Regions from separate parts of the Homo sapiens genome. Here region 1 is linked to region 2. A link is a loop called in an ENCODE intact Hi-C map of the cell type or tissue named here. Cell type or tissue: CD14-positive monocyte. All regions are shown on one strand. Links, peaks and the distances in the headings refer to the core of each region. The heading gives the core; the rest is flanking DNA.

Region 1 (2,915 bases), core at 241-2,740, 66 kb before region 2:
ATCATGAGGTCGGGAGTTTGAGACCAGCCTGGCCAACATAGTGAAACCTCGTCTCTACTAAAAATACAAAAATCTGCCGGGCATGGTGGTACACATCTGTAGTCCCAGCTACTCAGGAGGCTGAGGCAGGAAAATCGCTTGAACCCGGGAGGCAGAGGTTGCAGTGAGCCGAGATCGCACCACTGCACTCCAGCTTGGGTAACAGAGTGAGACTTTGTCTCACAAAAAGAAAAAAGAGGCCGGGCGCAGTGGCTCACGCCTGTAATCCCAGCACTTCAGGAGGCTGAGATCATCTGAGCTCAGGAGTTGGAGACCAGCCTGGCCAACATGGTGAAACCCCATCTCTACTAAAACCATAAAAATTGGCCAGGTGTGGTGGTGTGTGCCTGTAATTCCAGCTACTCGGGAGGCTGAGGCACGAGAATCACTTAAACCCCGGATCCAGAGGTTGCAGTGAGCCAAAATCGCACCATTGCACTCCAGCCTGGGTAACAGAGCAAGATTCCATCTCAAAAAAAAAAAAAAAAAAAAAAAAAGATAACTATCATGGTTTGATTGAGGTCATGTGTTCAAAATAAAAATCATAATAATTTAAAACTCTGTATGGTACTGGGCACAGTGGTGCACACCTGTAAGCTAGCTACACACAGGGCGGAGGTGGGAGGATCCCTTGAGCCCTGGAGTTTGAACCCAGCCTGGGTGACAGAGCAAGACCTGTCTCAAAAAAAAAAAAAAAAAAAAAAAAAAAAGTCTGTCTCCAGGCTGGAGTTCAATGGCATGATCTCAGCTCACCGCAACCTCCATCTCCCAGGTTCAAGCGATTCTCCTGCCTCAGCCTCCCGAGTAGCTGGGATTACAGGCATGCGCCACCATGCCTGGCTAATTTTGTATTTTTAGTAGAGACGGGGTTTCTTCATGTTGGTCAGGCTGGTCTCTAACTCCCAACCTCAGGTGATCTGCCTGCCTCAGCCTCCCAAAGTGCTGGGATTACAGGTGTGAGCCACCGCGCCCGGCTAAAAAAACAAGTTTTATTTTATTTTTATAGAGACAGGGTCTCTTACTCTGTTGCTCAGGCTGGAGTGCAGTGGTGCAATCATAGCTCACTGCAGCCTCAGGTGATTCTCCCACCTCAGCCTCCTGAGTAGCTAGGACTACAGGCATACACCATGCCCAACTTTTTTCTTTCTTTTTTTTTTTTTTTTTGGTAGATTGCTCTGTGTTGCCCAGGCTGATCTTGAACTCCTGACCTCAAGTGATCCTCTTGCCTCAGCCTCCCAAAGTGCTGGGATTACAGGCATAAGCCACTTCGCCTGGCCAAAAAAATAAATAAATAGTAAAAGAGGAATTAAAAATGAAATAAATAAATACAACTCAGTACACGATTCCTATTTTCCTCCTCTGTGCGTTTGTAGACTTACTGCCTTTGGGTGCATTGTGAGGCAGGCATTATGACTGTGGGAGAAAGAAGGGGGAAAGGATCGAGTTTAAAGAGGCCTAACTTTTGGAAAATCTCCCAATTTGGGTTTAGCAGTGTGCTTGGCTTAAAAGGAAGAAAGAAAGAAAAAGGAAAAAAGAAAAAAAGAAGGGAGGGAGAAAGGGAGCCTGCAGGCATGGGATTTAAATGTTCCCACTTCCTAATCTTGGTGAGGACCAGAGAGAGACACCAAAATATCACGGGATTGGCAAGTACTGCCCTACTTTCAATTCAGTCCAAAGCAGGAAGGCTTAGGTATGTCACGAGAAAGCCTCTTGTTACCGCCCTAAGACTAGAACAAAAAAATTGGGAGGAGACTCCCATCTTGAAAGCTGTGATTTCCAAAGAGGCCTTGCTAGTCTTATGACTGATGTGTCTCAAGTGTCACAGTTGTGTAACCCACTGATATTTAAAATGATCCTTGAAGGTGGGGCATAGTGGGTCACGCCTGTAATCCCAGCACTTTGGGAGGCCGAGGCAGGCAGATCACCTGAGGTCAGGAGTTCGAGACCAGCCTGGCCAACATAGTGAAACCCTGTCTCTACTAAAAATACAAAAATTAGCTGGGCCTGGTGGCCTGTGCCTGTAGTTCCAGCTACTCGGGAGGCTGAGGCAGGAGAACCGTTTGAACCCAGGAGTTGGAGGTTGCAGTGAGCTGAGATGGCGTCACTGCACTCCACCCTGGGCAACGGAGCAAGATTCTGTCTCAAAAAATAAAAACTAAAATAAAATCACCCTTGAATCCATCACATGGGATTAAGGAGATAATATACATTCGTTTAAGTAAAAGGATAGAGGAGGGATAGCACTCATGGAAGAGCAAAGGGAAGAAGAAAAAAACCTGGGCTGGAATATTGCACGTGCGGGTTCTAGTTCTGACTCCTCTAGTTTTCCCTTTACTCGTTTGAACTTATTGCGGTAACTTTACCCCCTTTACTCTCCTCTGTTTCATGAAGAAGCTGTGCTAGATAACACCAAAAAGAACTCCCAGCTCCAGAAATCTAAGGGAGTCTTCAGAGGCTGCCAAAGAGATAGGCAATTGATTGTAATTTCAAGCTGTTTGGCTAAAAGATGATGAGTCAGAAATCAATCCAAGAACTATTTGTATTGCTACGCATTTCAAACTCTCTAATTTGAGTTCTAGTAAATGAAAGAGAAAGAAGAAGAAGAAAGATTATGAAGTAAACAGAAATAAGGGAAACAGCATGTAAAATTTTTAAAAAACAAGTATCTTTTTAATAAGTTAGATAACAAAACTAGGTACTTTTACTTTTTTTTTTTTGAGATGGAGTCTTGCTCTGTTGCCCAGGCTGGAGTGCAGTGGCGCGATCTCGGCTCACTGCAAGCTCTGCCTCCCCTGGAGATTTTACTTCACGCCATTCTCCTGCCTCAGCTTCCCGAGTAGCTGGGACTACTACAGGCACCTGCCATGACGCCCTGC
Region 2 (2,915 bases), core at 187-2,686:
GAGGCTCATACCTGTAATCCCAGCACTATGGGAGGCTACAGTGCAAGGATTGCTTGAGTCTAGCAGTTTGAGACCACCATGGGCAACACAGTGAGACCCCCTCTCTACAAAAAATTAAAAAAATTAGCTAGGCATGGTGGCATGTGCCTGTAGTACCATAAAGTAAAAAAAAAAAAAAAAAAAAAAAAAAAGAAAAGAAAAAAAAAAAGAAAGACTACATCTCCTATTCTTAAGCCCAGATTCTCTCCTTTATATAACACAGCCTGTTGGAGAACTAAGCACAGGGCACAAAATTTATTCAGTACTTAACAAAAGAAACATAGAAATAAAAACCTGAACTTCACATTCAGAAAACTAGTGATTACTGATTTTTAGTCTATTTTGCAGTCAACAGCAAAATATATTCAGTAGCCAGGATGGGAATTGGGAAAGCAGCATTAAGGCATTAAATAGGGTACATATTCATGGATCCTGGTCCCAAACTCAGTGAAGTGAACCATGATCTGTGAAAGTGGTTAGTAATCAAATGTTCCTATGGCATAGATACAGTAGAGGAATCCATGGAAGAACATAGAAAGCCTTGGAGCTAAGAAGCATGAAAGATGATTTAAAGGGGAGAGAGCTGTCCTGGATTGTTCATGGAGCAGAAACAGTCTCCCCAGATCTCTCCAAAGGGCTCTTCCCATGCCTTTGCTTTGTACCTTTGAATCTCCTGCACCTGGATGGCAGGGGGCCAAGAGGCCAGGGGAGTGTCTCAGGCCTGGGTGTTTTCAGGGCTGACCTAAACGTTCATCTCTGGAAAGCAGCAGGTGCCTTGTCAATCTCCCTAAGCCCTAGGAGAATGTAGAACAATGGCCTCCTCAGTCCCAGCAGTCAGCGCCAGCTCTCCTCAAGGCTACCTCCCTTCCATTTAAGTCCCTTTTTATTGAAGTCAGTTGAATGCTCTCTTATCCGCATTAAAGGGGCTTGGGCTGCTTGAAGCTACAATTAGATTTTTATGCCACCTGGGCATAGAAGGCTCACTTCATTTCCAATGTCTCACCATTTCAGTAGGTTTTTATTTTGAAGTTCACAATTAATTTTTGGTCAGCAAAGTATGAGATGAAAGGAAAACTAGACTGGTACACAAAATACTACCTGTGTTACACAGGGAGTCCAGGGCAAAAGACATTGTGACTCCTAACCAATCGTGAGAGGTATGCTCACAAGTGTATCAGCTCAAACCACTGTAATTGTTCCTACAACTCCCCTTGCTGGCCAATGTGAAGAGCGACACAAGAAAAATGAACACTTCTCAGTCTGTTACCTCTTCATCTTCCCTCATATCCAAATACCCCAAGAATGGAAAAAACAAGGGGGAAATGGTAAGGAAAAAAACCTAGCGTGAGGGGACTAAAATGGATAGCCTTTGTTTTCTCTGTTTTTGAGGGGCAGGGGGGTGTCAGCTATTCCAGTGGGAAATGCAATGAGATAATTATTTTGCTGAAGAAAAATGCCCTCCCCGGTGTAAAAACTGCATGCTATTCACCTTCATATACCTCATAAGAAATAACAGAAGTTACGTGGGCAAGAGTTATACCCAAAGCACCAGGGAGTCTAGATTTGTCAAAGCCATGACCTCTAGCTAATCACAGGGTAGTAGGAGAAAGTGAATTATATTTGTTAAATCTGGCAGTAATCATGATGAATTGCAAATTCCGAGTATCATCAATTTGGTTATCTCACTGAAATGACATTTTTAATTCAGTAGGAAAATTCCTGTTACATATATTTATTGAGAAATTAAAACATGACACTATACCCGATTCATTTAAATCTGATGGAAAGGTGACATCGGGAATATAGTCTATTAAATACACAAATTTCTGACAGGAACGTGCATTAGAGTGTTTTGGGAGACATAAGTAGCTATCAGCTATAAAAACTCATTGTCACTTGAAATTAGAGTAATAGTTCCTGTGCCCTGGAGCCTCATAACAGCAGATTTGTTCTTTCGTGTAGTTCTCCCATTATTAGTAGCCTCATCACTAGGTCACCTTCTGATCAAACCTTATGAACAAATTCTGTATAATCCAGAAGTGATTTTCCTCCCATTGGTTAAACTACTCTGAGAAAATAAGCTTCTTTGAAAGCCATTTTGAGGTTTTGCATTAACTCTGAAATTCCCTATTTAGTTAGTACTTTATGCTTTTCTAATAATTCATAAAATAATGTCCTCATGGCAATTATGTTTGGTGTTGATGAGCCAGAGTGATTGTATTACAGAATATCCATGATTTTTCATTGGATATTCTGTTAGCTATGATAATCCATGATTATTCATTGGACATTCAGTTAGCTAATGCAGAGGAAAAGATTTTCAAGTATCAGATCATTCCAATAAATTTTAAAAGTCTGCCTATCCTTGTTTCTGCTCATTGATCTTGCGTGTCTAACAATTATTCTGAGTTCTCTCAATGATGCTGGACATCGACATCTTTCAGGCATGACATCTAAAACAAGGACAATGATGTGGTGTTTGATGGTCAGGCCAAGCTAGAACATTGTGCAAGACTGAGGGGCTTGCAGTTGGATGCCACATTCTAAAAGGGACGTTGCCAAATGGGAGGGCCAAGTTGCAAAAATGAGGCCAGGATAGTAAGGGGACTCAAAGCATGTGATACCAGGAAAACGTGACTCCTCTGCCTTCTTGCATATCACCTTCTCCCACCTTCACCTCCTTCCCTTTACAGTTTAAGTTCCATGGTCCATTACTGCAACTACTCTTTTGCAAAAAACTCTGTCATCCTTGCTGCGTTTCATTCTTCCATTACAGGTGCCAGGCAAAAAGACCGACTCCAGATCAAACCACCTATCCGTTTCTCTGCTAAGATCCCCAGGCTGCTGACTTTGCAAGAAGAAATCTTACAAATGTA

The links. A loop is a pair of places that touch in the nucleus more often than their neighbours do. Peaks named below come from ENCODE experiments on the same cell type or tissue, not always from the same donor. Only the 100,000 strongest peaks of a DNase experiment are listed, where the experiment ranks them.
Region 1: a loop joins it to region 2, with 2.3 times the contacts of the local background. A loop is called at or near these places in 2 of 110 quality-filtered maps.

The regions. Positions count from the first base shown.
Region 1 is chr4:40,651,952-40,654,866 of GRCh38, forward strand. No RefSeq gene overlaps it. Among named protein-coding and RNA genes, the nearest start is that of RBM47, 24 kb to the left of the region's middle. In CD14-positive monocyte, for the core only: no CTCF peak of the experiment used is centred there; a DNase peak (open chromatin) is centred at 1,800; H3K4me3 peaks cover 444 bases; H3K27ac peaks cover 1,600 bases.
Region 2 is chr4:40,717,976-40,720,890 of GRCh38, forward strand. No RefSeq gene overlaps it. Among named protein-coding and RNA genes, the nearest start is that of NSUN7, 31 kb to the right of the region's middle. In CD14-positive monocyte, for the core only: CTCF peaks have their summits at 1,230 and 1,430; a DNase peak (open chromatin) is centred at 1,236; H3K27ac peaks cover 30 bases.